Linked DNA regions of Mus musculus: region 2 is linked to region 1. Evidence: chromatin loops called from intact Hi-C (ENCODE). Cell type or tissue: gastrocnemius. All regions are shown on one strand. Each heading gives the region's core, and the rest is flanking DNA. Links, peaks and the distances in the headings are about the cores only. Region 1 overlaps Smyd1 (SET and MYND domain containing 1). Region 2 overlaps Rmnd5a (required for meiotic nuclear division 5 homolog A).

Evidence for each region. A loop is a pair of places that touch in the nucleus more often than their neighbours do. Peaks named below come from ENCODE experiments on the same cell type or tissue, not always from the same donor. Only the 100,000 strongest peaks of a DNase experiment are listed, where the experiment ranks them.
Region 2: a loop joins it to region 1, with 3 times the contacts of the local background. A loop is called at or near these places in 2 of 42 quality-filtered maps.

The regions. Positions count from the first base shown.
Region 1 is chr6:71,236,537-71,253,005 of GRCm38, reverse strand. It overlaps Smyd1 (SET and MYND domain containing 1), which reads left to right. Exons shown (of 10, transcript NM_001160127.1): 2 at 13,280-13,456; 3 at 14,245-14,458; 4 at 15,519-15,649. Among named protein-coding and RNA genes, the nearest start is that of Smyd1, 18 kb to the left of the region's middle. In gastrocnemius, for the core only: a CTCF peak has its summit at 9,565 (motif pointing left); DNase peaks (open chromatin) are centred at 11,969 and 13,427; H3K27ac peaks cover 1,270 bases.
Region 2 is chr6:71,391,602-71,408,070 of GRCm38, reverse strand. Rmnd5a (required for meiotic nuclear division 5 homolog A) reads left to right here. Exons shown (of 9, transcript NM_024288.2): 5 at 8,778-8,944; 6 at 9,545-9,710; 7 at 11,117-11,219; 8 at 13,292-13,446; 9 at 14,883-16,469. The coding sequence ends at 14,946. Among named protein-coding and RNA genes, the nearest start is that of Cd8a, 26 kb to the right of the region's middle. In gastrocnemius, for the core only: a CTCF peak has its summit at 8,674 (motif pointing right); DNase peaks (open chromatin) are centred at 8,676 and 11,115.

The DNA.
Region 1 (16,469 bases), core at 5,470-13,469:
TGTCTTGGAACTCACTCTGTAGACCAGGCTGGCCTTGAACTCAGAAATCTGCCTGCCTCCACCTCCCAAGTGCTGGGACTAAAGGCATGTGCCACCACTGCCCGGCTGCTTTACTTTTATATATGTATGCACACCGTGTGCATGCCTAGTGCTCAATAGGACCAGAAGAGGGCATCATATTCCCTGGAACTAGAGTTAACAGACATTTTGTGAGTCACTATGTACATGCTGGGAACCAAACCTGGGTCCTCTGTAGCAAGTACTTTAACTTCTGAGCATCTCTATAGCCTAATTTCCTGTCATTGGGGGGTGGGGTGAGTATCAGTTTCATTATCATCTTCCTTGTGTGTTTTAGGGTCCTACCCTTGAACATGTTCTTCCTTGAATTGGTTCTGGAAGGCAGTCTTTAGTTACATCCTATTCTTAAATTCCATAAGCGTCTCAATAGAGAGGTCCTAAAGCCCACAGTTTCTTACATATGTCACCTGACTGTTCTCCAGGCTCAGTGTCACCTGGTAGGTGAGCACTGAGGCGAGCATGCCTCAGGCTAGGTGCTTCCTAGATTGTTTTACAGGTGGAGACATTAGTCCCTGCAGTTCCTTTATGTGTCGTATGAGAAACTATCCCGATTCATCTGCTTCTTGATATGTTTCTGTAGAACACGTCTTGTTTTTAGACGGAGAGCTCCACTCTCAACTGTCTCCTGATCTTGTTCAAAAGTGGATTCCCCACCCAGCTCTTTCTGGTGTTTGTGGAGAGGACAGTCTTCTGGCCCATCTGATTTGAGGGATGCATCTGGAAAGCACCCTCCAAGGCAGCTTAGCTACCTCTTCCCATTCTGTAGGCGGAAGGGCCTGGGGACTGCTGGCTTTGGCATGTCTTAGAAAAGAAGGTTTTATAGCTATATCCTGGCACATTTGGAAAGGATAGGTTTGAAGAACAGTTACTTTTAGGCGTATTTTGGGAGAGAGGCCTTCAGGTTTGTCATATGTTGGTATTTTTCAGAAGGATGGTCCTCTAACACCACTTCCTAGTTCTCAGAAGTTGGTTGGTTTGTTTTAAGATTTGCTTCTTTCTTTCTTTATGTGTGTATAGGGGAATTCATAGAGACCAAAGTGGATGGTATTAAATATCTGGAGTTGTGATTATAGGTGATTGTGAGCCACCCAATGATGTAAGAGCTGGGAATTGAACTTGGGTCCTCTAGAAGTGCCAGCAAGTGAGCACAAGCAACCACTGAGCCATCTCTCCAGACCCATTTAAAACTTTCTGGGTGGATTTCAGATCAGTGTTTTGCAGGAACAAAGTTTTAAGGAGAGACTAAGAATAGAAGGTCTCTTGAGGCAGGTTGGTAGGTTCTTCTTGGCGGTTGCTGGTGCGTTCTCCATAGTTCCTTCTCTCCTTGTGATGGAGGCTCTAACTTAAGTTTGAATTTTGTTGTTTTTTTTTTTTTTTTGCTTCTCTGATTTTCCTCTCCTGCTCTCTGCCACTTGCATTTCCTTCTGTTCTCCCAGGAGCTGTTGTGAGGTTTGCTTCTCTTGCTTCAGATTTTTATTTCCCAAGCTGTTCTGTTCCACAGACTCCCAGGTTCCAGTGACTGCTGAGGCACAGCCTCCAGATGAGGTTGAGGTGTGTAGTGGAGCTTCAACTGGACTTGGTCCTTTTCCAGTCCATTACCAGTACCGCCAGGTAACTGCTCTGACTTCCAACAGCCGCCCTTCCCCATTCTTCTGGATATCTAGACAGTGAGAGCCTTTACTGCTGCTAAGGATGCTGTGCGGAGAGCCCAGGGCAGGGAGAGCCTCCTTCAGGCTCCTGGCAGTTGTTCGGGGCTGTATCTCTCATCTGCAGCAGCTGCTGCTGACCTCATCTTTACCAACCGGTGGGAACTCCTATGAGTCATTGAGTTTTTCTGGACTGCCACTTACCCGCTTAGTGCCACTCTTCTGGCTTGTGGAAGTTAGTGTTTTAATAAAAAGTGATGTTAAAAATAGGACTGGGAAGGTGGCTCAGTGGGTTAAATGCTTGCTACATACGCATGAGATTCTGAGTTCGAATTCCCAGCATCCATGTAAAAGGATGGATGGTACTTTGCTCTCGTAGCGAGTAGAGACAGGAGCATCCCAAGTGCTTGCTGGCTGTCTAGTCTATATGAAGCAGTGAGTTTCAGGTCCAGTGAGAAGCCCTGTCTCAAAAAGTACGGAGGAGAATAATAAAGGAAGACACTGGATGTTGAACTCTGAGTCTGCATGTGACATTGTAATTGACACTTAATCTCAAATGTTTTTTTCTTTTTTACCCTGCCTTTGATCATTGAGGTACCAGATAAAAGACTCACAACCTTTATATTTATAATAAACCTTAATCAGCACTAAGGCTGGGCTGATTTATTGCTCTCCTCTACTTCTCTGCCAGCAACTGCACAATATGACTTGCCATTTTCTGTCTGGGCCAATTCAGCATCCCTCAGAGACATGTTTATAAGATTCTTACTCCATGGTGTCGTCTCCTCTTTCTACCTTCTTCTCCCTCTCCTCTCCTCATGGTCTTTCCTCAGACCCCAAGTCTGGGAACCAAAAACCCTACCTATATCCAGCCCAGCTAGAAGATGCCAACATCTTTTTTAACCAATGGTTTTAAATTAAGGAGCAAGGTCACACTGTATGTGCAGATTCTCTCATCCCTGTGGGCAACCAGGCCTTGGGGGCCAGTATTTAGCATTACAATACATAGCAAAAGGACCAACCCTCAACAGTGACATACTTGTATACACCACACGCACACATGCATGCACCTACACACATGCACAGCTGGGCATGGTAATACCTGCCTATAACTTCAGTACTTGAGATGTGAAGGCAGGAAGATCACACATTTGAGACCAACCTGGGTTTCACAAGGAGACTGTCTCAACAAACAGGACAAGACTAACAAGGCAAGGCAAATAGACTATCCTTAAGCTTAAAGAAGGAAGCTGTACTGCCTAATTTGCGCCTAGGTATATAATAGTACAAACCTGGGCCCAGAAGTGCCTCAAGGATGACAGAGATCTCTGGATGACTGCCCCAGGCAGCAAAAGGGGCTCATTGTACTCTGACTGCATTGTTCCCTTCTGCAAATGCCTGCAAGGACTCTGCCCTTTGCCTACAGGACATAGACACGCTACTGAGAGTGACCTCCCCTGCCCCTGCAGTCTGGTTATCTCCCTGACATCATGTCCCAGAATAGGGAATCCTCTGAACTCATGTTCTTACATGTGTCTGCATGCCACCTGCCCTCAAGCCTTTGTCTTCCATCAGTGCCTCTTGTCAGAAGTCCTTGACCTTCTCTGAGTACGAACTCAGGCCACCTTTCCAGAGTTAGAACAATGTCTCTTTCCTGTCTGGTGGATTGAGTTTCTGGATGCCTCACCTTCTCCACCCTGGTGGGGGTAAAGGCTCCCTTCTTGGATATTTATTGAATTCACCCACATCTTTATGTGTTTATGTGCCAGCTCAGCCTGAGGTCTACTGGGAAGCAAAGTCTCTGTGTTGTTTATATTGAAGAACCACAGAGATGGTTTGAATGAGATGGCCCCCATGGTTTTAGGCATTTAAGTACTTGGTCCCCAGTTGATGATGGTGTTTGGGAGGCTTAGGAAGCCTGGCCTTGCTGGAGGGAGCCATGTGACTGGAGGCAGGTTTTGAGAGCTTAAAGATGTGCTTCATTTGGAGTTCATTTTGTGGTTCAAAGTGCGATCCCTCAGCTGCTGCTCCAGTCCCCATGCCTGCCTGTAGCCATGCTTTCCTGGTGCAATGGTGGCGGCCTCTTACTCTTCTGGACTGAACTTTGTGCATGCTAGACAAACATTTTACCAGTTGAGCTACATCTTTAGCCCCCAGGCTGAGTTTTTAAGCAAATTTGAGACACAAAAGCATTGGCTCAACCTTATTGGATCCATAGTATTCTTGCAGGACTGTTCGTTCACGGTGCACAGACCTTGTCTCTGCATATATCTGTTATGGCTCCTTATTCCCATATAAGGAGCTGTCACACAGCTGCTGTTCTGGTCCTCTTGACTCTGACAGATGAGAGAACTCAGGACAGGGCTGAAGAGTGAGTAGTGATTTGCAGACTTTCCTCCAGGGCAGAGAGTATACTTCAGGGTCCTGGCAAAGAGGTTTCTTCCATGTATTCCAGGAGCAGTGGTTGGGAGCAAAGACTTGTGAGACCAGTGCTGCCAATGAGGACAGTGATCACTGGCACTCTAAAGAGCAGATTAGGAGACTAGGAGTGCTGGGGAGGTGGCTCAGAGGTTAAGAGCATTGCTGCTCTTCCAGAGTTCAATTTCTGACACCTACACAGTGGCTCACAGTGTAGCTCCAGTAACTCCAGTTCCAGGGACTCTGACCCCTGTGAACACCATGAACACATATAGTACCTGCATAGTGTACATGCAGGCAAAACATCCATACACATAAAATAAATATACAAAAAGTTAAGAAGAGTGGCTAAAAACATCACTTCGAGGATGGTGAAGTTTGGTGAAAATGGGAATGGCTACCTTGTGTGAACAGGAAGTTGAGGATGGAGGGGGCACAAGACTTGCTGAAACTTACCTGGCTGGAGTAAGCACCCTTTCTCCTGGAATCCAACAGGAATTTGGGCACCTGGTGCCTTTTGGACACTTTCCATTGCTAGGGAAAGTAATAGGTAGGGTAGTGGTATTTCTGTCATTTATTGTCCTTTTTCTCAAATAGCGGTTCTCCCCTACCCAGCTGACTTCCTTTCCCATGGCTGCCTTTCCCATGGGTGCTAGAAGAGAGAGAACTTGAGTTCCCTGGCTCAACCATGCCATGAGACATTGGATGGGCAGGGTAGGCATATGTCTGTGGAGCTCGTGCCCAGAGACAAGTGGCATGGCACCTGCTTTACCCTTGTTATTCTTGTTACTCCAGTTAACTTTGGGTCACCTTGACAATGAAGAAACTGGAAAATCTGTCCATCTGTCTATTTATATCTATCTATCTATCTATCTATCTATCTATCTATCTATCTATCTATCTATCTATCTACCTATCTATCTTCATCATCATCTATCTACCTATATAATCTATTTATGTACCATTTATCTCTATCCACCAATCATCTATTTATTAGCTATCTAATTTTTCTATTTATATATCATCTATCTATATTTATTTTCCATCAATGATCCATCTATTATCTAATCTATCTATCTATCTATCTATCTATCTATCTATCTATCTATCTATCTATCTATTGCATCTATGTATATGTATGCCACCTGGAGTTGTAAGCAGTAGTAGGCTGCTTGATGTAGGTGCCAGGAAACACATCTTCTAGAAGAGCAGAAAGTACTCTTAACCACTGATCGGTATCTCTTCCCCTCCTTATATTGTCTTTATTTGAGAGAGAAAGAGAAAGAGAGACAGAGAAAGAGAGAGGGGTAAGGGGAGGGGGAGAGAGAGGGAGAAGAAGAATGCCACTTGTATGTGACAGAGACCAGAAGATGTTGGATCCCCTAAAGCTAGAATTACAAGTGGTTGTGAATTGTCTGATGTGTGTGCTGGGAACTAACCCGGGGTTCCGTGGAAGAGAAGCAGGTACTTTGAACTGTGGAGCCATCTCTCCAGTCCTGGAAGTTCTGAAACTTCTTTATAACTTTCTTCTTGACTACATTTTTTTTCTTGTGACTAAGTTTTGAAGGTTTTTGGTTGTTTTAAGTCAATGTCTCACAAATCCAAGGGCAACATAAAAGTGACCATCTATCTATGAATAACCTTAAAATTCTGACGTTCCTCCCCTAAGCTCCAAAGTGCTGAGATTACAGGCCTATGACATCATCTCCAGTGTCTGAGTTGCTTTTCTATTGCTATCATAAGACACTGTGACCATTGCCATTCATTAGAATATTGAGGTTATTTCAGGCTTACAGTTTCAGAGGGTTAGGGTCCATGACCGTTATGGCAGGGAATATGGCATTAAGCTGCCAGAAATGGTGGTGGAGCAGTAGTTGAGGGCTCAAATCTGGAGATAACCAGGTGGCAAAGAGAGCTGACGGGTAATGGCCTGGGCTTTTGAAACATTGAAGCCTACCTCCAGTGACATACTTCTTTTAACAAGGCCACAACTCCTAATCCTTCCCAAACAGCTTCAAACAAGGACTAAATACTCAAATATAAGAGCATAAGAGAGGCATTCTCATTCAAACTACCATAACCAGGGTATGCAGTATTGGGGCCCTGACCCAGTAATAGGTCACTCATAGAGCATTTACTCATTCCCAGGACATAGATTTACTTACTCGTCTTCTGAAACAGAGTCACTTATGTTTCAAGCTGGTCTTGACCTCCTGGGCTGGGAACATATGTATGCACCACCATGCCCCAGTTTCTGTGGGCTTTCTTCACGCTAGGCAAGTACTGTGCCAACTCAGCTTCCATTCATTTTGTTTTTTGAGACAAAGTGTCCTTCTGTAGCCCATAATGATCTGAAGTTCACTATGTAGTCCAAGCTGGCCTCAAATTCACTTTAATCTTTCTGCCTCATTCTCCCAAGTGCTAGGCTTTACCATATTCATTTGCTCAATTGGAAAGAGTATATTTGTGTGTGTGTGTGTGTGTGTGTGTGTGTGTGTGTGTGTGTGTGTGTGTGTGTGAATGCCTGGTGACTCCATTGGTCAGAGAGTACACTGGATTCCATGGACCTGGAGTTACAGATGCTTGTAAACCATCATGCGGATGCTGGGAACTGAACCTGGGTCCTCTGCGAGAGCAACACATGCTCTAAATTGAGAAGCCATCTTGCCAACCCCCAGTTTGTCTAATTTTAAAATTTGGTTTCTGATTTTGTGTTTTTGTGGGCATTGGCGATGATGATGATGGTGACACTTATTATGTTGTGAATTTCTTGGTTTGTTTGTTTGCCATTTTGTTTGTTAAAGAGAGGGAGAAAGAAAAGGCAAGGAGTTGGGTGGGCAGGGAGGGGGAGGAATTGGGAGAGGGGAAACATGATCAGAATATATTATAAAACATTAAAAGAAAGCAATAGTTATATGTATTCAAGCTGTCAAGACATCACTGTTTCTATTTGCTTTTTCACATCAGGAAGCATAGGCTCAGAAAAGTAAGAACTTGCTCAGGGTGATACAGGTAGTAGATCAGGAGTGGAATCCAGCTTAAACCAAGTCCACCTCTGACCTGCCACACTCCTGCCAGGAACAGATGGGAACTAGAGGACTGTGCCTCCCTTCCTCCCTCCCTCCCTCCCTCCCTCCCTTCCTCCCTCCCTTCCTTCCCTTGTATCCCTCTGTCTGTCTGTCTTTCTGTCTGTCTTAACTTCCCCTTCTCGTCTACTTAGCATTTCTCAGCATGCCCAATCCAGATGGAATAGGATTGAGTTTTTGTTTGTCTGTTTCTCTACCTTCTTGCCAAGTGTCTTCAGGAATAAGAAAGTTGAAGTCCCAAGCTCCAGCCAGATCTGGAATTAGATTCTGAATTTTAAACAAGATCTCTGAGGATGAATGTGAGTAGGTGAAAGCTGAGAAGTACTGTTTTACATTGTGTACCATTCTCAGGGTCTCAGCTGAGGCAGGGTGGCAGCTATGGTAATGAAAACATGGCTGCTCTCCCAAGGAAACCCATGTCAGAAGGAAGCTTGTAGTGCTCACTGATTTGTTTTATATTTTAACACTCTCAGGCTCTGTCTTTGTCTCTGTCTCTCTCTCCCTCCCTCCTTCCTCCCCCCCCCCTTTCTGTATGTCTTCTTTATTCAGGTGTTTGTGGAGGTCAGAAGAGGGTGTTAGGTTCTGGGCAGTTGGAGTTACAGGTGATTGTGAGCAGCTCAAGGTGGGTGCTGGGAACTGAACTCAGGTCGTCTGCAAGAGCAGCACACACTCTTAACAACTGGTCCATCTTTCTAGTCCTTCATTTCATCTTAATACATGTCTCTAAGCCCAAGAAAAAATGTGGAACAGAATTTAAGTCATATTTTGAGTTCAGAGGAAATACTTGGTGGTTCATATTCACAATGAGAAAAAAACATCCCAAATTGATGATGTTTGTTTTTATGAAAAATTTCTTATGGTGAAGTGATTTTTGTAGAGAAGCTTGCGAGATAAAATGTTGGGTGCCCTGGTTTCATCTCTGTTGCTGTGACAAAAAGCAACATCGGGGAAGAAGGGTTTATCTGGCTTAAGGAGTCCAGGTTACAGAGCATCATCTCAGGAAAACCAAGACAGGAATTCAAAATTCAATCACAACACAAAGAGAGATAAGTACAGAGAGAGAGAGAGAGAGAGAGAGAGAGAGAGAGAGAGAGAGAGAGAGAGTAAACACACCTCTGTTTCCTGCTAGCTGCCTCCTCTTGTATACTGTTCAGGACCCCACCACCTAAGGAACAGCATCACCTCCAATGGTTAGGTCTCCTTACATTGATTAACAATCAAGGTGTCCTCCACAGACATGCCCACAGGCCAACCTGATCTAGTCAACTCCTCACCGAGTCTCAGGTGACTCTAGATTGAGTCAGGTTGGCAGTTAGAACTAACCAGCACAATGAGGAGATATTCTTGAGCTGGGAGGGATTTTGATTGAAGGCTTAGCAAGTGATTGTAGATGTTCCCTTGCTACTCAGCCATAGGTGACAATTTTACTGTAGGAACCCCAAGGATATGCTCACAGCTTTCTCCTGGTCAAAGTGACTCTGAAGACATTGGACCACGCAGCTGGAACTTATTTCTAGAAATATAACATAGTTACAGTTCACAGCAAGCAGATCGTTTTATAACTGTGCTCTATTCAAAGAGTATTAAGTCAGTCATAGGCACCAAGGCTAGTGCCAGTTAAGGCACATTCCTTCCTTCTGTGTCAGTCTGGGAAACCTTGTCCCAGTCAGCCACAGGTTGTGTGCACCAGAAAAGTGCAGGGCAGGGCAGGGCAGGACATCTGGTTCATCCTTGGTACAGGCAACAAAGGGAATTTAGCACAGAAGTAAAAGGCACTTAGCAGCTAAAACAGGAGGATCAGAAATTCGAAGTCAATGTAATTGAGGAAAATACGTAATAAAAAAATATATAATAAAAATAAAAGAAATTCAAAGTTACCTATACAGTGAGTTGGGGGCTGGCCTGGGCTATACAGTGAGTTGGGGGCTAGCCTGGGCTATATGCGACCCTATCAAAAAACAAAACATGGTGGAAAGATGGCTCAGCAGTTAAGAATCTGTACTACTTTTGCTGAGGACCCATACCATATGCCTGCAACGTCTACTCCAACTGCTTTGATATCGTGCAAGGCATCTGAATTCTAGTGCACATAGCCCCACAGAGGCACACAAACACATAATCTCTTAAAATCTCTTAAAAATCAAAACAAAACAGCAAATAACAAAAATAATAAAACTAACTAGAAGTCAACCATTTTAAATAAATAAATAAAATTCTTAGGGCTGGAGAGATGACTCAGAGATTAAGGGTTGCTCTTCTGGAGGTCTCGAGATCAATTCTCAGCAAGCACATGGTGGCTCATAACCATTTATAATGGGATCTGGTGCCCTCTTCTGGTGTGAAGGCATATATGCATACAGAATACTGTATATTAAATAAATAAATCTTTTTTAAATTTAAACTTTTTATTGATTCTTTGTAAATTTCACATCACGCACCCAATCCCCTTTATCTCCTAATCCCTCCACGTTTGCCCTCTGCCCTTGCAACTCCCCACAAAACAAAACAAAACAAAACAAAACAAAACAAAACAAAACAAAACAAAACAAGACAAAACAAAACAAAACATCTTACTGTGGAAGCTGCAGTGTGTTACAATGTGTCACACAGTGATACCCTTTTGCCCAAACAGCTTTTCTTGCAAATGTTTGTTGCAATGAGTCATTGGTCTGGTTCGAGACCTCTGGCTTCTGCTACACTATAACTACTGTGTTCTCACCAGTTTTCCTCTGGAATGACCTACTGTTGCCTTGTGTTATGGAGATCCTGCAGCTTTGGCTCTGCAGGAATGGCCCCTTCACACACTTCAGCAGTTCAGAGATGGGGTAAATGTTGGGTAACTCAGAGCCCTGGATCTGAGCCTGGGTGGTAGCTGAGTTGGCCAGCCTGCCAGCTCTCCTGAGCCCAAGCCACTGGGCCAGCTCTCCAGCATTGCCCAAGTGAGGGGCTCATCCCTTGGACATTAATGTGACAGCCCAGATATAGACATCCATATGACCTATGGCGATAACGTGGCCAATGGACATAGACATAGATCCTGCTGCAGCAGGGTCATGGACCCTGACATAGCCCCTGTGGCAGCACAGCCTGGACATCACCATGGCTTCAGATGGCAGAGCAGACAGGCTGTCCCTCACATCAGGCTGTCCCTCACATCAGGCTGTCCCTCACATCAGGCTGTCCCTCATCTCAGGCTGTCCCTCATCAGCTTTGTCCATCAAAGCTCCAGTCCTATCTTTCCTTATCTTCCCCTCTCTCTCATCTCTCCACCACACAGTTGCTCAGCACAGTGGTGTTCACCCAAGGGTGATGTGTGGTGGTGGGCGGGCCTCTGCTGGTCAACCTGTTTTAAATCACCACACACCAGTGATTCGAAACAATCCAACAACAGTCTCTCCTGCCTCCTAACCAGTGTCGGCACATGTCTCAAGTAATCGTTGTCAACTGAACTTCACATGATGACCATATTACTTATCCTAGAAAAACTTGCCCCCCCCCGAAGTTAGTTTGACACACAGTGTGGCCTCAGCTGCATGAGTCATTTCTGAAGGTCCTGAACTGTTCAGGCTGGCTCTGGTCTCAGAGCATAATACCAATCCTACGATACTTCATACCCTAGTATTTTAAATAGATAAGAAATGAGCAGCCATTGTAACAATGAGGGATGGGGCTGTAAAACACCTCTGGGTTCCAGGGGGCAGTCCAGGTTTGGTTTAATTTTTGCTTTTGACAAGGTCTCACATGCCAGATGTATGGAGGCCAGGGGTCAGGCAGCAAGAGTGAGTTCTCTCCTTTTACCTTGAGGGACCAAGGGATTAAACTCAGATTATCAGGCTTAGTACAAGTGCCTTCACCAGCTGAGCCATCTCACCAACCATTAAATTTTATTGAAAAAAAATAGTATTGAGTTATACCCACAACCTTCAGCATTTAACATCCAAGGCATAGACACTGATGGGAATTGTGTTTTATAATATTTTTGTTTTTGTTCAAAAAGTAGGAACAAATTTAATTCATGAAATACAGAATATACATATATGAGTAAAAACATGAGGAGACTCTATTAAGAGTGTTCTAGAACATCCATTTGGAAATAATCTATCAGAGCAGGTGTAGGATGCCCCTGAACAGATGGATATGGAGTAATAACTGACGGCCAGCATGACTGTGCCTACATCTAACCCCCGCCCTCTTCAGATTCCTTCCTGACTTAGATGTGCGTTTCTGAGCCAGAAGTGGACGCTTGTTCCTCTTCCTTCCCAAACTAAGTCAGGCTCTCAGACTTTCAGATGACTCCATACTTAGGGTACATCTTTTATACCGGTATAAAAGATGACCAGACAGCTCAAAATGACCTTGACTATTTGGAATGCGGCACTGAGAGCAGCTAGAAGAAACGTGAACCCTACACTTCCAGTTAGATAACGGAGTGTCCTGAACAACCTTCCGGCCATGAGGTATGCTGCCTATCTTAATGAAATATTTGTCAGAACCTATCATGGAGGTAGAATGGATGTTTCATGAGATGGGCATGAGCCTTTGGGGGCACAGCAGAATTCTACAGTTTAGACCTTGATTGTCCCCCCAAAGGCCCGTATGTTAAAGGCTTGGTTCCAGCCTGTGGTACCAGTGGGGGTAGTTCTTTAGGAGGTGGGGCTTGATGGAAGAAAGTAAATTCACTGGGAAGTGTGCCGGCGAAGGGGATTCCAGGATCCTGGACACAGCTCGCTCTTTTTCTATTTGCTTCCCAGCTGGTGAGCAGCTGGCTTCCTCTGCCCTGCACTCCTGCCAGGATTTACTACCATCTTGACGTAGGTCTAAAAGTAAGGGGCCAGACAACAGCTCCAAGCCTGCTCTTATAAACCTTTCTCCTCTTAAAACTGATTATTTGGGGGGCATTTTAAACACATTTTGTGCACAATAATGCGAGCACATGTGCGTATGCATGGATGTGTCACAAATGTGGAGGTCAGAGGACAGTTTGCAGGAGTTCTTTTCTTCTACCGTGGGAGTCCTGAAAACTGAACTCATGTTGGTAGGTTTGGCAGCAAACACCTTTATCCACTGAGCCATCTCTGCAGCTCTGTTTGGGTTGTTGTTGAGTGTTGTTATTATTATTACTATTGGGACTGAACCCAGGACCTTGCCTGTGCTGAGCTTGTACCTCTAAGCTACAAGCCCAGTCCTAAGGAATACCTGGGAGAGTAGCTCCACTCTGATATCTTGATTAACCCTGCCTCCCAGAGGCGCCACCTCAAAACACATAGTTTAATTGTTTTCATTTCCTTAGTACTTCTAGATGGGAATTACAACTCATACGTTTAATCATGGGGACACGTTAAAGACTGTCCCCAAACCAGGGTGCATGGAAAGAGTATATTACTGCAGATGGGGGAGCTGGGTTCCAGTCCTGCCTCAGAATGTGGTCTTTATCGTTCTCAACTTTAGATTCTCAATTTTCAAAATTAAGGTCTTATTCTAAAGGCCTCTTCTGGATGGAATTAGTTCTTTAGCAGACACTTTCAACTGTGAACTAAAGTAAATCTGTCTTCTTTATCCCTTTTGTTGTTAAGGCTGGCTTCAAACTCTCACACACACCCCAACCCCCACCTTTGCCTTCTGAGGGCTGGGATTGCAGGTGTGCCATCCAGCTAGGTAGTTCTCCTGTTCTCTCTCTCTCTCTCTCTCTCTCTCTCTCTCTCTCTCTCTCCCTCCCTCCCTCCCTCCCTCCCTTCCTCTGACTTACCTTGCTTGTGGTAATGTAAGTATTGTATTTGCAACAAAATATGGGCAAAGGCACCCCTTATTTTAAAAAAAGATGTATATATTTTTAAATTATGCATATGTATATATGGGCACAAGAGTGGGTGGCTTCTTAGACCAGAGGCGTCGATCCTCTGGAGCTGGCTTTAGGGGTGGTAATAGGCCACCGGCATAAATGCTGGGACCAAACTTGGCTCCTCTGCAAGAGCGCTATTTGTTCTTAACCTCTGAGCCATCTCTCCAGACCCCATACTTCCTGTCTTCATTTTCTCCCTGTCTGTATTTCAGCCTCATTAACTTCGTGTGCCACACCTGCTTCAAGAGGCAGGAGAAGCTCCATCGCTGCGGGCAGTGCAAGTTCGCCCATTACTGCGACCGCACGTGCCAGAAGGATGCTTGGCTGAATCACAAGAACGAGTGCGCTGCCATCAAGAAATATGGGAAAGTGCCCAACGAGAACATCAGGTCAGAGCTGGTGCCCAGGACAGGACTTGGGATTTCCAAATGGGATGGCAGAGGTGCCAGCGTTCTCGGGTCTCAGGATGCCAGGCCGAGTGCCAGTGCCTCAGGTCCTTTATTCCGCTCACTTCTTTAGGCCTGAGAGGAACACTGGGTGTCTCTACCTCCGATTCCAAGCGCGCTCCTAGAGAGGTGCATCGGACCCCACAGAGCTCCTCCGGAAAGCACACATTGTGAAGAAATAGTTTCTGTTTTCTCTGGGGAACACGAGTAAAAGCGAAACTCTGACATGCAGTTAACAGCCTGTGCCTCTCATAAAAGATTTTCTAAGTCACGGAGCTCCCTTTACAGTGGTCCTCCTTGAAGTCCAGGCATGTGCATGCGTTGAAGATGCAGACTTCCACATGGGGCGGTTGCTAGGAGGTTCGGGGCCTAGTACGAGAGTTTCTGCTGAGAGCTCCCTAATGTTGGTGGTTCTCTTGGAAGAAGGTGTTGGTGCTGGGATGTGGGCAGGACTGTAGGAAGCCAGGCTGACTCGGAAGCGAAGTGCGTGAGGACAGTGATAATAGAAAGCGTGGGCTTACAGGGTGTGACAGTCAAGAACAGAGTCTCATTTCCTGGGGACATTAGGAATCTTCAGGCTGCGGCTCCATCAGTCTCGCCAGGCTCCCTGTCCTCTGTCTACTGGAGTCATAGTTTTCAAGACCCACAATAAATACATCTCCGAATGAATGAATGAATGAATGACGAGTGTGTTTAGTCCTCCCTAATGCTGTCCTCCCCTCTCTTCCCAGGCTGGCCGCCCGCATCATGTGGCGGGTGGAGAGAGAGGGCACTGGGCTCACAGAGGGCTGCCTGGTGTCCGTGGATGACTTACAGAACCACGTGGAGCACTTTGGGGAGGAGGAGCAGAAGGAACTCCGAGTAGACGTGGACACGTTCTTGCAGTACTGGCCACCACAGAGCCAGCAGTTCAGCATGCAGTATATCTCACACATCTTTGGTGTGGTATGGCTTTTCATCCCCTCCACCACCCCTGCTCTGTCCCCTGAGTCCGTCTCCTCCCTCCTCCCCCTCTTCCCCTTTGGGAGCATAGAGTTTTTCAGATGGAAGGAAGCCCCAGCTCCCCTGGATGATGTTTCCTGTTTTCATGACAATGGCCTCTAGCCCAGGCAGCCGGAAGCATGAAGAGTGTCCTCTTGCTTCCCAGGTGTAACAGGAATGCATACCGCCCTTCTGGTTCTGAACTCAGAGTCAGGTTCCTAAATGAGCCCAGTAAAATAAACCAGAACCTTCCAATAAGATTTCTCATAATAGAGAGGCCATGGTGACTCTGGGTATTGTCCAGCTAGGAAGCTTCCAGAAGCAGTTGGAACAGACTCAGGAGAGAAGGCTTAAAGTCTGGAAAGGACAGAAACTTAAAATGATGCTGGTTTATCCTACCATATTTTCTCTCTTCATTTTTCTACTTACTTGGCTTTGAATTCCCAAATCTACTATATCTACTTCCCAAGTACTGGGACGCAAGTGAGTGCCACCTCTCCTAGATCAAGAGTATTTGCTCTTATTTGATTTACACACACACACACACACACACACACACACACACACACACACCACACCAGAATATGGAAAGATAAACCAAGATGGATACTTAAAACAACCGCTGAGACACAGATGGCATTAGCAGCCAGCATTCCTGTCTTTGGTCCTTATTAGGCTGGAACTACTGAGAGCTTCAAAGTGGTTTTGTTAAACATGGGACTCCTTCCATGGCACACATCTCGTGTGAAATGTGTGAAAAACAAGTCTTCAGGATGAAAATCTCCCTTTTAAAAGATTGATCATTTTTGCTATTTGTAATTACACATGCATATACTATATTCGGATAATCTCTCCACCCCTATTGTCCCCTCCTATCTTTGTTAACACCCTGCCCCACCTCCCTACCTGTCCCTTTCCCAGACTCATGAGGCCCTCTAGTTTTCAAACTTCTTCAACATCTAGGGTGATAATCTGTACCGATCTGTGCCTGTTGACTGAATCTTTTCTCTTGTCCTCTGGGTAGATCAACTGCAACGGTTTCACTCTCAGTGACCAGAGAGGGCTACAGGCAGTAGGTGTGGGCATCTTCCCCAACCTGGGCCTGGTGAACCATGATTGCTGGCCAAACTGCACTGTCATATTCAACAATGGCAAGTGAGTGCAACGGGGATTGGGCAATCTTCTACTTGATTTCAACCAAAGTCAAACTTGTAAACGTGGACTGCCATGCACTGCCAATGTTCGGCAACTCAGAGTCTCACTCCAGACCGAGGAGAGGCAGGAACTGAGGTGGATGCAGAAGAATTTTACCTTGTCCGTTTCTGAATCTCTAGGTCTGCCTCCGTGTATTGGATAAATCATTAACTACTGCTCTAAAACTTGACCTCTGGGATTATTTGCCTAGAGCCAAAAAAAAGTGCTCTGGCAGTAGCCTGTGCTAGCTAAGGGTCTATAAGAAAGTAGAAAGCACATTCAAAGGAGTAGAGTCAGACAGAATTTAGTAAAAAGACAATTTACAGGCATGTGGGCAGGGTTTGGGAAGGACCAGGCACAAAAGGAATAGGATCGATAAACAGCCTGGGGCCTGATGGTGCAGCTCAGGCTGGGGAGGTCTGGGGGGGGGGGGGGATGAAGCCTGAACAATGTGCTCGGAAAGATGGCTCCTTCCACTGAGCTGTGCCATACAACTGCTCCTGCAAAGAAGTTAGGCACTGCTGGAAATACGGGCTAACAACTTCAACCCCGTTCTCTTCCACTTGGCCAACCTCACCCAGAGGCCAAAGAGCAAAGGAACCCAGGTGACGCAGTCCTCAGGGTTCAGCCCTTTGCCCCCAGAAAGGCACAGATCAAAGACACGTGGGCAGACACTTGGATCTTGGGAGTGGGGCACATGACAGATGAAAGCCAACTTCGAGCCACCCACCAGCAGCTTTCTCCTAAACCTTCCTTGAAGCCAGAGACAGTGGTTTCTGGG
Region 2 (16,469 bases), core at 4,250-12,249, 160 kb before region 1:
TTGTGTTGGCTAACTACACCTGGGCATGGGGCTTCTACCTCACTGTCTGCACATTGTCCAGTTGTGTGTCTTTGCTACTGAAAGCTACTGAAAAGAATCCAAATAGATTTCCAGCTACCAAAACAATTTCTCTGATGTGAGTTCAGTTGAGGCAGTGATCTCTGAATCTAGGAGTCATTTTAATGCTATGTTTTTTTATCAGTGTAAGACTCTGATTCTTGGCCATTTTAGCAGTGTCAAATACAGTTTCCATCTCATGGAGTAGACCTTATATATAATCAGAAAATGGTTGGTTGCACCCATAACATTTATGTTGTTATTGCACCCAGTATATTTATCTTACAGGCAGATCACTGTTGTAGGTCTTAGGGTTTGTAGCGAGTGATATTAATGATGACTTTTTTTCTCAAGTAACATACCATGATACCATGACCGCTGGTTAGCAGGGATGAAGCTTCTAGTAGGGCACAAGTTAACTTCTTTGTGTTGGAGAACATAAGTAAATATTTTCTACAATAGAGCCTTACTATCAGGTTGTGACGAATAAACAATAACTTTGGCAATAGTCTATGATGGTTTGGAGTTTTGGTAGAGCCCCTTTGACCAACAATGCAATAAAAAGTAACCCATTTCTGGAACTGTAGGAATATCTAGTTGAGACATTGTCTCCCCTATTATTTGGTGACTCCATTTGGATTCCTTTCATTTGTGTTAGGAAGTTTCTACAATAGTAGGTTTACATATGATTTTTCAAATGGCTTTTAGTATTAGTTGTCCCTACCCAAATTCTCTTTTACCCTTTTCTCCCTCCCCTCTTCTATTTAATGTTCCTATTCTAGTTTTCCCTTCATCTGTCCATCATACTGTATTCTATTACCCCTTTCCATTGGAGATCCTCTCTGGCCTTGTCATATACTTAACTTTTGTGATTATTTCCAGATTAAAAGCTCAAATTATTCCTTGCTCAACTGCAAACACAAACAGTAAATTTAGCTGGGTGTGTTCTTGCCCAGAGATTACCACTCCCTTGATCTCTTTATCTCCTGAACACAGGATTCAGGTCCATTTCACTCTCGGTGCCCCTTTATTATTACTTGAACCATATACTTTGTATTTTTAAGCTTGTATATTTTAAGCTTGCTGTGCTTGATCAGAATGCATGAGACTAAACTGGAGAACCAAAGTCTCTTCTGGGATTTTTTAATACTTCCTTTGTGAATGCAACTAATATAAATCTCTTTATCTTAGCCTCAGCTAGACTCTGCAGACAAGGGAAAAAAGCAGCCACATTCTTCACCAAAATACCACAGTGAAACCTCTTGAGCCAGGTCTGCACAGTTCAAAGCACTCTCAGGAACACAGCCTTCCATATTCCTACTAGGATGGCCCATTAAGACCCGCTTAAATCATTCCACTGCTTTCCAAAATCCACATTCCTCCAAACAAAAGCACAGTCAGGCATATCACAGCAATACCCCACTTCTGATACCAACTTCTGTCTTAGAGTTTTGAAGTGGATCTTGCATCTTTGCTGATCTTGGTTGAGAGAGGCACAGCCGAGAACTTCTCCTGGTGTCCCTCCATGTCACTTCTGCTGATTTGAGCCAAGGCTGAGACCTAGCTGTTTCTGCTAGGTAGTGCCACCACCACTGATTAGAGTTTGCTATCCCGATTCTACTGAACTGTACTGCTAGTATATCCATGAAGTGTTTCCGAGTGGATCAAGTTGCAGTTGCTCACCTGTAAACCAAACTGCTGATTTCGAGACAACACAGATGGGAGTTACTCCAAAGAACCTAGCTGATCAGGTCCACTTTCCCCATATCCTTTCTTTCCCACTACCTCTGGTGGGTGGTGGGCTAAAAGGGAGGTTAAAGCATTTAAGAACCATCATTAAAAATATGATTTGAAAAAAATTAAAGTTGCAGGGTTTTACTGCTATGAGGGGATGCCATGACCAAGGCAACTCTTATAAATAAAGGACATCGTTTAATAGGGGCTGGCTTATAGTTTCATAGGTTCAGTCCATTATTGTCAAGGTGTGAGCATGGCAGTGTCCAGGCAGGCGTAGCACAGGAGATGCTAAGAGTTCACCATCTTGTTCCGAAGGCAAAGAGAAGAAGGCTGGCATCCTCAGATATCTAGGAGGAGGGTCTTAAAACCCACCTCCACAGTGACACACTTTCACCAACAAGACCACACCTACTATCACCCCTTGGACCAAGCATATTTAAACCACCACAGTCTCCTTCAGTTGTCTTAATTGCTGTATCTGAGACTTTATAAGTACTATATTGAACAGGCATGGAGGAAATGGACGCCCTTGTCTTACTCCTGATATTAGTGGAAATAGTTTACATTTCTCTCTGCAGCCAGGTGTGGTGACAGATGCCTTTAATCCTAGCACTCGGGAGGCAGAGGCAGGCAGATTTCTGAGTTCGAGGACAGCCAGGGCTACACAGAGAAACCCTGTCTTGAAAAAACAAAAAACAAAAAAACCAAACTCCACTTTAGGTTGCTGTTGTCTGTGAGACGGCTAGAAGCCGCCTTTATCGTGCTGTGGTGCTTCCCTGTACTTGAAGTCTTCCAGAACCTTTATCCTGAAGGGATGCTGAATTTTGTCAAAGGCCTTTTCTGTAGCTAATGGGATGATCATGTGGTTTTTGTGTTTATATGGCAGATCATGTTTATTGATTTATGTATGTTGACCCATCGTGGCATCTCTGTGATGACTCTTACTTAATCATGATGGATAACCTTTTTAATGTGTTTTTAGATTTAGTTTGCAAGAAATTTGAGGATTTTTGTATTTATGTTCATACAGGATATTGATCTATAATTTTCTTTTTTTTGTTGGGTCTTTGTGTGGTTTTGGTATCAGGGTGGGAGTGGCTTTATAAAAAGAATTAGTAAATGTTCCATTTCTATTTTGTGGAAGAGTTTGAGGAATATTGGCATTGATTCTTCTTTTAAGGTTTTGGTAGTATTCTGAGTTGGATACCTCTGGCCCTGGGCTTTTTGTGAGACTTAATTGCTGCTCCTATTTCAGTGGGGTCTACGGGTCTGATTAAGTTGTTTATTTGATCTTGATTTAACTTCCATATCAAGAGCTGCCTTTATAGTGTCCCATAAGTATGTTGTGATTTCCTTTTGTTCTGTTGTTTTGTTTTGTTTTGTTTTTTTGAGACAAGCTTTTTCTGTATAGCCCTGGCTGTCCTGTAGACCAGGCTAATCTCAAAGTCAGAGATCTGCCTGCCTCTGCCTTCCCAGTGCTGAGATTAAAGGTGTGCACCACCACTGCCTAGTGTCTTTTCCTTTTTATTCAGATCCAAACATTTTATATGTTCATCATGATTTTGGTCTTGACCCATTTTTCATTCAGTAGTGACATCTATTGAGATTTTCTTTTTTTCCTAATATGTGTCCAATATTAGCGAAAGTTGAAATAGTTGCTTGTAAGACAATGTATTTTTTAGTATTTGGGTGAAATATTCTGTAAATGTCTTCTGGTTCCATTTGACTTATGACATTATTTGGCTTCACATTTCTCTGGTTTGATGCCTGTCTTGTCTGTTCATGAGAGTAGGGTACTAAAGTCACTGGTTGAGGGTCATTATATGATTTTAGCTGTAGTGGTGTTTCTTTTATGAACTTGGGTATCCTGTGCTCAGTTCATAGATGTTTAGAATTGCCATATCCTCTTGGTGGATTTTTCCTTCTGGTGAGTATATATATGATGCCCTTCTCTATCTCTTCGATTCAGTTGAATTTGAAGTCTGTTTTGTCAGATATTAAAATATCCACATCTACTTGCTTTGGGGTTTATTTGCTTGAAATATTTTTGTCATTTTTTTAACCCTGGAATGTCTGTTTGGTGATGAGGTATATTTTTGGATGCAGCCAAAAGATGAATCTTACTCAGTTTTGATTTTTTAAAATTAACTTATTTTTTTTTGGGTTTGCCTGCATGTGTGCCTGTGTACCATGTGCATGCTTGGTGGTGCCTTCGGAGGGAGGTCAGAAGAAGGAGTTGGATCTCCTAGAACTGGAGTTACAGATGTTTGTGAACCACCATGTGGGTGCTGGAAATCAAACCTAGATCCTCTGCAAGTGCATTTAACCACTGAGCCATCTCTCCATCCCTGAATGCTGTTTTCTAATTCAGTCTGTTAGTCTGTGTCTTTTTATTTGGGGTATTGAGGGCATTGCTTTTTGAGAGCTATTAGTGAGCAGTGTTTATTGATTCCTGTTATTTGTTATTATGATGTAAGTTGTTTTTACACACACACACTCTCTCTCTGATTTATTGTTCCAAGATTACTGATTTTTTTTGTGTCTTCTTGAATATAGTTAACCTCTTCAGACTGAAGGTTTCCCATTAGCACCTTCTGTAGATATGGATTGGTAGATAGAAATTGCTTAAATTTGTTTTGTTTTTATTGTGGAATGTGTTTCTTCTTGGTTTTTTTTTTTTTTTTTTGGTTTTTAGAGACAGGGCTTCTCTGTATAGCCCTGGCTGTCTTGGAACTCACTTTGTAGGACCAAGCTGGTCTCGAACTCAGAAATCCGCCTGCCTCTGCCTCTCGAGTGCTGGGATTAAAGGTGTGCACCACCACTCTTTTTAAAAATGATTTATTTACTTATTTTTATGTATATGAGTATATGAGTTCACTGTAGCTGTCTTCAGGCACACCAGAAGAGGGCGTAAGATCTCATTATGGGTGGTTGTGAGTCACCATGTGATTGAAGGGATTTGAACTCAGGATCTTCAGAAGAGCATTCAGTGCTCTTACCCGCTGAGCCATCTCACCAGCCCATGGAATGGTTCTTTCTCTGTCAGTTGTGAGAGAGAGCTGTACTAGGTCTGGACTGGCATCTGCGGTCCCTCAGTTTATAGAACATCCATTCAGACCCTTCCAGTGTTCAGAGTCTCCATTAAGAAGTCGGCCATATTCTAATGGACCTGTCTGTATATGTGACTTGCTCTTTATCCATTGTAGCTTTTAACATCCTTCCCTCCCCCTACCTCCCCACCCACGGTGTGTTTAGTGTTTTGTTACGTGTTGTAGGGAATTTATTTTCTAGTCCTATCTATTCGGTGTTTTGTGTGTTTATACTTTAATAGGCAGCTCCTTCCTTATGAGGAAATTTCTACGATTTTGTTAAAAAGTTGTATTATTTGCCTTTGACTTGAGTTTTTCTCCTTCCTCTATTTCTATTATTTGTAGATACGGTGTTTTTATAGTGTCTCAGATTTCCTGGATTGTTTTTGGATTTAACATTTCCTTTGACTGCGTGATCCATTGCTTCTGCTTTCTCTTCAAGACCTGAAATTCTCTCTCTTCTGTGTCTTGTTCTGTTGGTGAGGCTTACCTATGAGGCTTTTATTTGACCTCCTAAATTTTTCATTTTCAATTTTGTCTGAGTTTTAGTTTTTTGTTTCTGCTTTCATGTCTTACAGTGTTTTTATTGTTTCATTCCACTCTTTGTGTTTCCATCGTCTTCACTGAGGCATTTCATACCTTCTTTTAACATACTATACTTGGTATTTTGAAGCTCCTATCTTCTGTGTCAGTTAAATTGCATTTCACAGGCCTACTGCAATAGATTTGTTTCTGGAGGAACAATCCAAATGTTTACTGTTTATATTTGTGTTTGGGGACTTGGATCTAGGTATCTGCAGTTAGGATATTTGAGGTGTTTCTTAGTATAGCTATCTGGTCTTGTCTTTTTTGGGGGGGTGGGTATCCCATGCTTTGGTTGGTGTTGCCCTGTCTGGATCCTAGTTAATTGTGCTGGTATATGATTACTGGCTGAGAGTGCTTTTGTGGGTTGGGTCAGCAGGACACAAAGATGGGATAAGAGGAAAGGCCGGGAGATACAGGCTCAGGACCCTGAGTACACACCAAGATTGCTGATAATACCTTTGAATGAACTGTTGGTGGTCTTTTTGTTTCCACAGTGATGTTAGGAAATTGCTAGCTCTTCCACTGAATTTGATTTGTGGTGTTTTCCATTTTTTGAATTTTAAAGACATTTGGATTATACTATTAATAGCTTCCCATTAAGTTTGTACTTGTAGGGCTGAGTATTGTTAGTCATTCCCAAGAGGGGGAAAAAAATAAGAAGAGTGGTGGAAGTCTTCCACAGGAATATTAGAAGGGAAGGGCATTTGTAGTCTTTAACATGCTGAAAATGGGTATAGTGGTGAGGGCTGTGAGCCTTGGCCAGATGCATTTTTACCAGAAATAGTACCCCATCCAAGTGGCAAATTTAGGAGAGAAGAGGGGAGAGCTAACCATGTGAGTAACATCATGTTATTATGTGTGTGTGTGTGTGTGTGTGTGTGTGTGTGTGTGATGGAAATTATATATACAGAGCCTTAAATATCCCAAACCTTTTCATAGTCTGAGCAGGGTAGAATGCTGCTGTTGGTGCTGTGTGAGTGTCAGTGTGGGCTACTACTGATTAGGTCACCAAGTACCATTATTGGGGGTGGGGGGTCTGATTATGAGAATCCCAAAATTCTTATTTAGAGATTGCAGTGGCTAAAGGGTTGTGATATCTACATATCCTTTGGCAACAGCAAAGTGATGCTAATCTGTGCCCTCTCCCTATTAGGAACCTGTAGTATAAAGTAAAAACCAAGGCAGAGTAGCTTTTGTCTCTTTCAATTTGAATTGAACTGTGAGCAAAAAGCTGACCAGCCCTCAGCTGCATGTGTCCCAAGAGACCTGTGAGTGCTCCAACACAAAATCTGAACTTCCTTAAAGCCTGCAGTCCACTCCTGGGCATATACACAAAGAACCCTGTGTTGCAGGGTGATCTGCACCCCAAGTTATCACTGTAGCTAGGAAATAAAACCAACCTAGTCCAGCAGATAAATGGACCATGATAGTATGTTACATATATAATGTGTAACATTATTCCGCTCTAAAGAAAAGTGAAATTATGAAATTTAAAGGGAAATGCATGAACTTAGAATATATATTAAATATGATCAGCCAGTTTCAGAAAACAAAACATACACTATTTCCCATCCTGCTGATTCTTTAGCATGAACTTTAAATATGACACCATCATGTCACAAAGTCAAGAGGGTGAGTGTACTTGGGTGACATATTTACTTCTGCTTTGTATAAAAGCCTTTACTTTTATTTTTAAAAAAAATTATTTCCTTAATGTGCAGCCTAAATGTTAAAGTTGGTTGAGTCATCGGGAGAAGACTGTAATCTCAGGTCTAGGATCTGGAAAAACATTGTTGGGTTTTTTTTGTTTGTTTTGTTTGTTGTTTGTTTTTGTTTCATCCACTCAAATTGTCATTCATTTATTAGTGTTAGGTGACTTGAGCAAGCTAGTGATAGGGACAAGAGTACTGTTGGGAAATTATTAGATAAGGAAGGTGCTATTGGGTACAATGGAGGAAGAGTTACTCGTATTTTATGTCACCTTTACTTTGTTCTCCCTTCCCCATGTGCCAGGGATCAAGGCAGAGGCCTTGTACATGCTGGGCAAGCGCTCCACCACAGAATATATTCCCAGCTCGGCTTGCTCACATTTTATATTCATACCTGGTTCATGTTCAAGTGGTCCTTGGTGAATTGGGTTAGCTGAAAAATGTCCAAATAAAAGTCAATTAAAGGATAGGCTTTATAGTTGAATATCAAAATGAAGCTTTCTTATCACATTTGTAAAATTTGACTTTAACAGCTGATAAAGTTAAAGTTAAAGATGAATTAGTCCCTCCTTGTGCAGCTGCTGCCTGATCACTCATGGCACTTCAGAGTTTCAGAACAGAACATTATTTCCCTGTGTATAGATATAGTGATAGTATAGCTATACAAATCTTTTTGTCATGAGAGCACATAGTGTATGTATGCTTTTTTTTATCTTCTCAAAGTACTGGGACTCAGTGGTGAGCACTTGTCGCACTTCCAGAAGACCTGGGCTTTGTTCCCAGCACTCACATGATAGATCAAAACTATAACCCCAGTGCAAGGGACCCCAGTGCTCTCCTGTGGCCTTTGAGGGTACGCGACATGCACACGTGCATAATACATGGGACAACACACAAACACACATAAAAGTAAATCCTAAAAAAGACTGGGAACCTTGAGAAATATCTATGGTTTCTGGGTTTGTTTCTTTGGTGTATTTTGTTGTTGCAGTGCTGGGGGTTGAACCCAGGACCCTTTTATTTGTGTAAACAACCACCCCATCACTGAGCTGCATCCACAGCCTCAATGTTTGCAGGTTCTTAATGCTAGACAGAGTAGAGATTCCAGGCCTGTGAAGTAGTGAAGCAGGTAAAGGTGCCTGCACCAAGCCTTGCTTGAGTTCATGGCTGTCCTCCAGCTTCCCGGGAAGGTTATGATGTGAGTAAAGAACGGAAGCGTAAGAAATGGAAGCGTGTAATTTAAAAAGTAAGGGGCTCCCTTCAGAATTTTGGCTAATTTACAAATATGCTTGCTTAATAGGAAGAAGGGTGGCTATAAGTGATTTAGGTGTGAATCTCAAGGCTTACACTCCAGAGTGTGGCCCCCTTCAAATCCAAGTGTATTATGTGACATACCAGAGCCATTCACTGTAATACCTTAGTGAAGAAGTAATTATCATCTAATATAATTTCCTTTGTGTTTGCATCTCCTAATGGTTGATATTACCACAACCTCCCACAAGAGGGCAAACTAGACCCTCTTATGCTAGATGTCAACCAGTTTTTAAAGCATCCTACTCATGTCCTTGATTACCCTTGACACATTTTTCTGTTGCCTTAGGTGGGCAGTATCAAACCGAGAAATGCTCATAGCCCAAAACAGTTCCTTGGAATTTAAGCTACACCGACTGTATTTTATTAGCTTGTTAATGGGTGGAACTACAAATCAGCGAGAAGCCTTACAATATGCGAAAAATTTCCAGCCATTTGCCCTAAATCATCAAAAAGGTGAGTCTGGAATCAGACTGCTGTTTTCCTTTGTTCTTTGGGGAGGGAGCATGGGCAAGGTGGAGAGAGTACAAGGAGTTGAGACAGTCTCTGTGTATGGCCCAGGCTGGTCTCAAAACTTGTGATTCTCCTAGGTCAGCCTCCAGAATGCTAAGAGTACAATGAGGAGGAGGTCTTTAGTGTTTGGGGGGAGCTAGTAGCCACTACTTGTGTCTCTCATACATATTTTCTAATGACTAAAACTGTTGGGATAACTGGCAGTTAAGGACTCTTTAATATAAGGACACCAAGACCAAGCTGTGGCTTGCTCCTTGGCCACTTTCCTCTCACCACGTGCTGCTGCCACACGTGTCAGAGTAGCTACGTATTCACCAAACACATATGGCAGTGTAAGACTAGAAAGTCTGAGCTCGTTATTTTCAGTGCTTTCTTCTTCTCCTCTCCTGTATACTTAATTAAGGAGGAGGATTTGCGATCACGCTTAGGGACCACGTTTACATTATTTTAGGCTGTGTCACATGGGATGGACATGTCTTCACAAGTCAGTGCTGTTTGAGACGTGAGTACACACCTTCATTGTGCTGGAGCTTTTTCTTTTAGACATTCAGGTATTGATGGGAAGCCTCGTGTACCTGCGACAAGGGATTGAAAACTCACCATATGTTCACTTACTTGATGCAAACCAGTGGGCTGACATCTGTGACATCTTTACACGGGATGCTTGTGCCCTCCTGGGGCTCTCCGTGGAGTCTCCTCTCAGTGTCAGGTGTAGTAATGGGCTCTGGTTGCTCTGAAATGGGCATTATACTGGGTGGCTTTTCCTGGTCCTTTAATCAAACCAGTAGATTGTGTTGTCTTTCTGGAGACGTATAATAGTTGGTACTTGAAGTGCTTGCCACAGATGGCAATGACACAGTTTAGGTCAGCAAGTTCTCCAAATGTGACCCGGGAGCCAGGGAGTCCCAAAACCCTTTCCACTGCTGACATTTGCACGGATGATGCAGAAGCAGAAGTAAGTTAAATGTCAGGGTCTGTGTTGTGGGGACACTGATGCCAGCCTCAGCAGGTATCATCACTACCATGCTGGCTGCCTAGGAAATGCTTGCTGAGCTCTGCAGTACTTTGGGTGGGCAATAGATACTTGCTTTCAGTTGATATTTGGGTCTGGATCTTCTTAGCATTCTCTGTGACACAATAGGGCATTTGCATAAAGCGTTTAGTTTCTCACCACAGTATGATGCTTGTGTTGACAAAGCACCTGTGTTATGTCTTGTTGCAGAATACAGTTTTTACTTGAACTCATTTGCGACAGACACTCAAATTTATTGTGTTTATTGTGATTTATAAATGAATCAATCAGTAAATTTAATTTCTAACAAAAAGTGATCTACTCTATGAAAACCAAACCACAGTTTATTGACATTCTTGGTTTTAAGTTATTTTTCCAAGTGAATGAAGTAAGTTTGTCACAGTAAAGGAAGCAAGTGTGTGCATCTTTCCATACAGTGATAAAGGTCACGATTTTAGACTAAAGTTAAAAGTTTTGGTTCTGAGCTTGAAAGCCTTTTCTGATGAGACTGGCGAAGACATTGTAGTTTAAAAAAAATAACTGTAAACTGGTGGGAAAACTTTGGAATGTTTTATTCATATAACCTTGCATAATCATACTTAAAGAGAAGACAGGCCCAGAAGAGTCTCCTCCCCTTTAAATGCTAAAGCACAAGTCCACCGTGTCTGAGGCACACTGGTCTTTAGGCCTTGCATTTCCCTCACCCCTCCTTGAAGTGATGCGATTTGTGCTCATGATGACGGCTCGTCCCTCTCAGCACAGAAGGCCAGCGCTACCTCTCTCCTGATAGGCAAGCCAAGTATCTTTTTAATTACTGAGGGGTTAGTGGAAATTAAATGTCCTATCAGAACGCAATCTTTTGAAAGCTTGCTCTTCTTCTTCCTTCTCCCACGCTGCCTAGGGTTATGTGACAGTGCTAGAAGTTTGTGTTTTACTTGTAAAGAGGATTACGTTTTAGTAATTATAGGAAATAGAGCTGAGGACTGGGAGCATGAGGGAGAAAAAAGTTGAGTTGTTTTCTTTTTAGAGGAATAGCTGTCCTGCACCTGCTGTAGGGTTAGCATCCCTGGGGTTGGCACTGATGCTTCCTCTTTTGCCCTCAGTTTCTCAGCAGGTTGTGTGGCGCTGCCTGCGCTAATTAACATCAAAGCTGTGATTGAGCAGAGGCAGTGTACTGGAGTTTGGAACCAGAAAGACGAATTACCTGTGAGTTCAACTTGACAATCCTTGAAGATGAATGTTTAAATTTCGCCATTTAACCAGAAAACGCTATTGTAGCTATTCAACATGTTTTGTTTGTTTGTTTGTTTTTGTTTCTGTTTTTGTTTTAATGCACATAACATGAGTGAAAAATAAGGTTGGGAGTATAGCTCAGTGGAAGACCATTTGCCTAGCAGGCTTGAAGCTTTGAGTCTAGTCTCAGCACCGCTCTAAAAAGGAAACAAGTCAGTTAACTAGTTAAAGTTAAAATAGGTATAGGGAGGTGATGGGAGAGTTAGGAAGATGTTTGTAAATTTGAGACCAGCCTACATACTATGTTCTAGGGTAATCAGGGCCTCTTAGTGAGACACTATCTTAACAACAACAACAACAAAAATGAAACAAGAAAATAAATTTGAGGGACTTTAACCTGTAATTTCCATTTGTGAGAAAATTATGTCACAGATGCCGGAGGGTTAAATTAGTCAGCCATTGACATGAGCTGCTTTTTTTTTTACCACACCTGCACACAGATTTGTCTGTAGCTAGCTTGTTCTTTCAGTTGTAAGCCTGTCAGTTGGTTGCACCAACTATAGCAGCTTGTCAAGAGGATGCTTTGTGTTAAAGGCACAGGTGTCTTCCCAGTGCTACATGTGCTCAGGATATAAGCAGCACTGTACTCTGCTGCTGCTGCTGCTGCTGCTGCTGCTGCTGCTGCTGGAGCAAATGAAGAACTCTTTTTCTTAAGCAGATAACCAGCTTCTGGCAGTTGCATGATCTTGCTGTGAGTGTTTTTGAAATATGCACACTGAAGTAGAGTAATCTGTAGGGGATCTCAGCTAACAGCATGCTCTTGACTGGAAAAGCAACAAGAGGTAGTGGTTGGTAATCTTTCCTCAGGAAAGATTTGTTGTGCTTTTGGCTTTTGCCCCCCCCCCCCTTTTCTTTTTGGGGGCTCAGGGGATACTCTTAATATGTAGGCCAGTTGGGGTTTCCTCTGATCCCCCTGGGCACTGGGTTTATAGGTGTGTTCCACCGTTTTTGCAGTACTGTAGTTTGGACTCAGATCCTTGTGCACACTGAATTCCTCCCCCTTTGTCAGTTTTTCTTAAAGATCGTTATTAATCGACTTAAGTCTGTGTGTCCCTGGCTGGCGTGGAACTCGTTTTGTCTAGATTGTATCAATCAGACTGGCCTCAAACTCAAAATCCCCTTTCTCTGCTGGGATTAAAGGTGTGTGCCACCACACCTGGCAGTAATGGACTTTGAGAATAAGAAGGAAGGAACACGAAGTATTTGTGGAGGCTCTGGTATTCAGTAGCAGGTCTGATAGATAATTTCAAACTTTTATATGGTTTGATTTATTTGTGGCAAAAACACAATGTTGATATCATGCCGTGAGCTTTTAATGTGAACAAATGACTAAAAGTCATGTTGCGATTAAGCTTAAGCTGATGTCACAAGCCTGCAATTCCAGATATGTAGGAGGCTGAGGCAAGAGGATTGTAAAATCAAGGCCTGCCTGGGCAACTTATGGAGATCCTATCTCAAAAGGCACAGAAAGGGGGCACATGCACAGGGGTGATGGTCAGGAGCTAGGATGGGGCGCTGGACTAAAGCTCGCCTAGCCACATGCAAACCCTGCATTGGACTCCAGCACCGGGGAGAAACAAAAACAGAAACTTTGCCTACCTCCCTGCTTCAGGTTTTTTCTGGACCATTTCATACAAATTACATAGGAAACTCAGATCTGAAGTCACCCAGAAGGTAACTATATTTAGACTGCCCTTGGAGGAGTTGTTGCGCTGAATTTATCACCTAACCAAGCACTTCTACAGAGCAGTCAGACTGTCTGCTTCTGCTCTTGGTATATGTTCTGGTGAAATGACAAGGTATTTAGGCAGGGGATGTAGCTTAGTGGTGGGCCAGGCTGCCTGGTACCACCACAAACAGATACTCAACTTCTGAAGCATCATGTTTGATTTTCTCAGACCTCAGATTGCAGTTTGAAAAGCAGTGTTGTAGTTTTTCAGATAGGAGATTTAACTAGTCTTTGTGCATTTCTCTTTTTTGAATAGATTGAAGTGGACCTTGGTAAAAAGTGCTGGTATCACTCCATATTTGCCTGTCCCATTCTTCGTCAGCAAACAACAGATAACAATCCACCCATGAAATTGGTTTGTGGTCATATTATATCAAGAGACGCCCTGAATAAAATGTTTAATGGTAGCAAGTAAGTGTCTGACTTCTTAAGCATTAAGTAGATCTGTCTTGCAGGAAGTAAGATGTAATAAGGATAAATGAGTGAATCCAAAATCTTTTGTATGTTTGTTCGTTTGTTTTGTTTTCCGAGACAGGGTTTCTTTGTATAGCCATGGCTGAGTACTGGAATTAGTGTGTAACACTGTGCTCAGCCATAACTATATTTAGAAATGAGTTTTCTTAACTAGTCATAGAAAGTGGATTGCATCTAATCTCTTTGGTTAGTTTAGCCAGCTCAAGGATTTGAAAATTAGACTTATAAATGTACTCGGATCCTTGTGTGGCCCTCTCTCCAAGGCTTAAGAATTGTCTTCTGTGCATATCCTTCTCCCTTCTGGGTTTCGCTTCTCTCACTTAGAGCATTATTGTGGAGCTATTTTTATATGCTATTTTTATATTTTTATATATCACAAAAGAGCCGTTTGTGATTGTTGTTAAAGTTACAGAGGAGCACGGTATGGTGGTGCATGCTTCTAATCCCAGCGCCTGAGTGGTAGAGGTAGTAGGACCCAGAATTCAAGATCATTCCCAACTATATAGCAAGTTAGAGGGGTCATCTTGAGCTACATAAGATTGTCTCAGCCTACTTTTACTGCCCTTCCCACCAGTGTAGACTACTCTGCAGTGTGGAAATACCATTATTTAGCCATTTCTTCTTGGTGAATACAGTGCCAGAGTGTGTTGTCCATATGTGATAATTGCTACCAGTGTAATCGTGGTTCAGCGTGCACAGACATTTGTAAATTTTACAGACAGCCCAATTTAAAACAAAACAGATCTCAAAGGTGTTCTGGCTTAGGTAGTTAGGCTAGTCTTCACTGATGTTTGTTCTGGCCTTATTGTGGGAAGACCCTTTCCTGGGAGGTCTATCGCTTGAGAGAAAGTGTTTATAACCTTCCCAGACCACACAGAAATCCTGGCAGTACAGATCACTGGTGACTGTGGCCACAAGGAACTAGCGCTCTTTGTCACTGAAAGCCGTGTGGGCTGTTCTTAATGCAGGCTGGTAGATCACAATAGATTGGCTGTTCTTGAATAGATTACACAGCCACACATTGGAAATTCATCTAGGGACAGGTGCAATGTAAACCTCGGTAGGCAGAGATTAGATTACTTCTAAAGCTCAAGAATCAGTTTTCAAAAAATTGTCTTTATTTTACCTGCAAAACAGTTTTCACCGATTACTAAGTATCAGAGAGGCTCTCAGGTTAGGGTCTGATTTAGGTGGTGTTTTCTGTGACTCCTCAAAGCCTGGCTGACGAGCATAGCTGATCCTCCAGGCAAAAGAAGCAGTTCAGCTTTGCTTGCACGTGTTGCAGGTGTGCATACAGGTGTGAAAGTGTACTTTATAACTGTGCTCAGTACTGATACTATTCTTTGTCTCAATCTTTTCTATTTTATATATAGATTAAAATGTCCATATTGCCCAATGGAACAGAGTCCAGGAGATGCCAAACAGATATTTTTCTGAAGAATGAGTTTGTTTGCAATTTGTAAGTGAAACTGAATTATGGGTACATTCAAGACAAGAGTGTTCCATTGACTGCAGCTATCCAAGGACCGCCTGTTCATAAGCTATGCTCCAGAGGCTGCCGATTCACTCGTGTGCACGGAGGGGGTGCTCCAGATGGGAATCACACAGGGCTTTCTTCACTCTTGGTCTTCGTTTCTGATCAAGTAAACACCAGCAGTTGTCATTCAGTGCAGGTTTTTGTACTTCTATATGGTGATTTTTTTACTTAAAAGCAGAAACAGAAGTTGACCTTCCTGACATGTGTTTAATATTCCTCCTGCTTTTACAGATTCTGACGTTTTCTTGATAATTGTAAGCTTGAGAGTGTTTGTGGAAGAACTTACTTTCTTCTTATGTATACATAATTAAATGAAAAGTCTTCATAGGAGTTTGACAAAATGAATTGTGGTTATAAAACGAATTTGCTTTTTTGTTGTTTTGTTTTTCTTTTTTGGCCTAAGGAAGAAAGCTGTGATAAATTTCAAATTTGCATAGCTTTTCAATGTTTTGCTCTGCTCCCGCTCTTGCTTCAGAGTCGGCACACTCACCTGCATTTGAGTTCTGTCTATAGCCCAGCAGGCTGCCTGTTTAAAATCCCATCATGAATTTAACAGGCTGATGTGAGAATGAAATAGATATTACTGGGGTTTTGTTGTTGTTTGTTTATTTGTTTTGCTTTTATTACCAAGAGGTGCTTTTTAATAAATGGATATTGAAGTTAGGGTGTTACTAATTTGATGTATGGTTTCACAGTCTAGCATACTGTCCTTTGACATCTGCCTTTAAGACTTGGCTGAGTGTCTCATTAGTTTATCATCACAGATACGCAGTGTTATGCATGTGTATAGAAGTGTGTGCACCAGCATCAAACATTGTGTGTGTGGAAGGGAAGAAGCCTGTCCATTCTAAACGCAGTTGCCAGTCTCATCACTTCAGGTCCTTACGGGCAGGCTCTAGCAACTTTCCGTGTATGGACCTCGTTTTTTGCTGTTTTGTGTTTAATTAGTATATTGTTCATGCCTCTCTTCTGCAGTGTCTCATCTCATAGACTGTGAACCTGTATATTATTCAAATGGCTACAGATAATGCTCTTTTCTTTTGTGAGGTCTCTTCATTTAATGCACTGCCCAGAAAGAGCCATGTGTAAGAGTTGTTCTCTGTTTGAGGAACTAACTACATGGAAAAGACTTCTGACTTAAACCCATGAAATACTTCATCTTGAGAAGAGTGCTATGTGGAAATCACCAAATATCTCGCAACTTTATTTCATCTGGTGTAAATCTGAACATCAACATAGGAAAACTGTCATGAGAAAATGAAAAAGCATAAACACAGAAGCAACGAGAAATGTGACTCTTGTTATTTTAAACCACAGACGGACTTGGGTTAAGGGAATGGGGACGACAGCTTTGGTGCTAAGTTAATCAGAAATTGCGAGCATGCACAGTGGTATGCCAGCCTGGGTGATGCTTTCCTAGGAG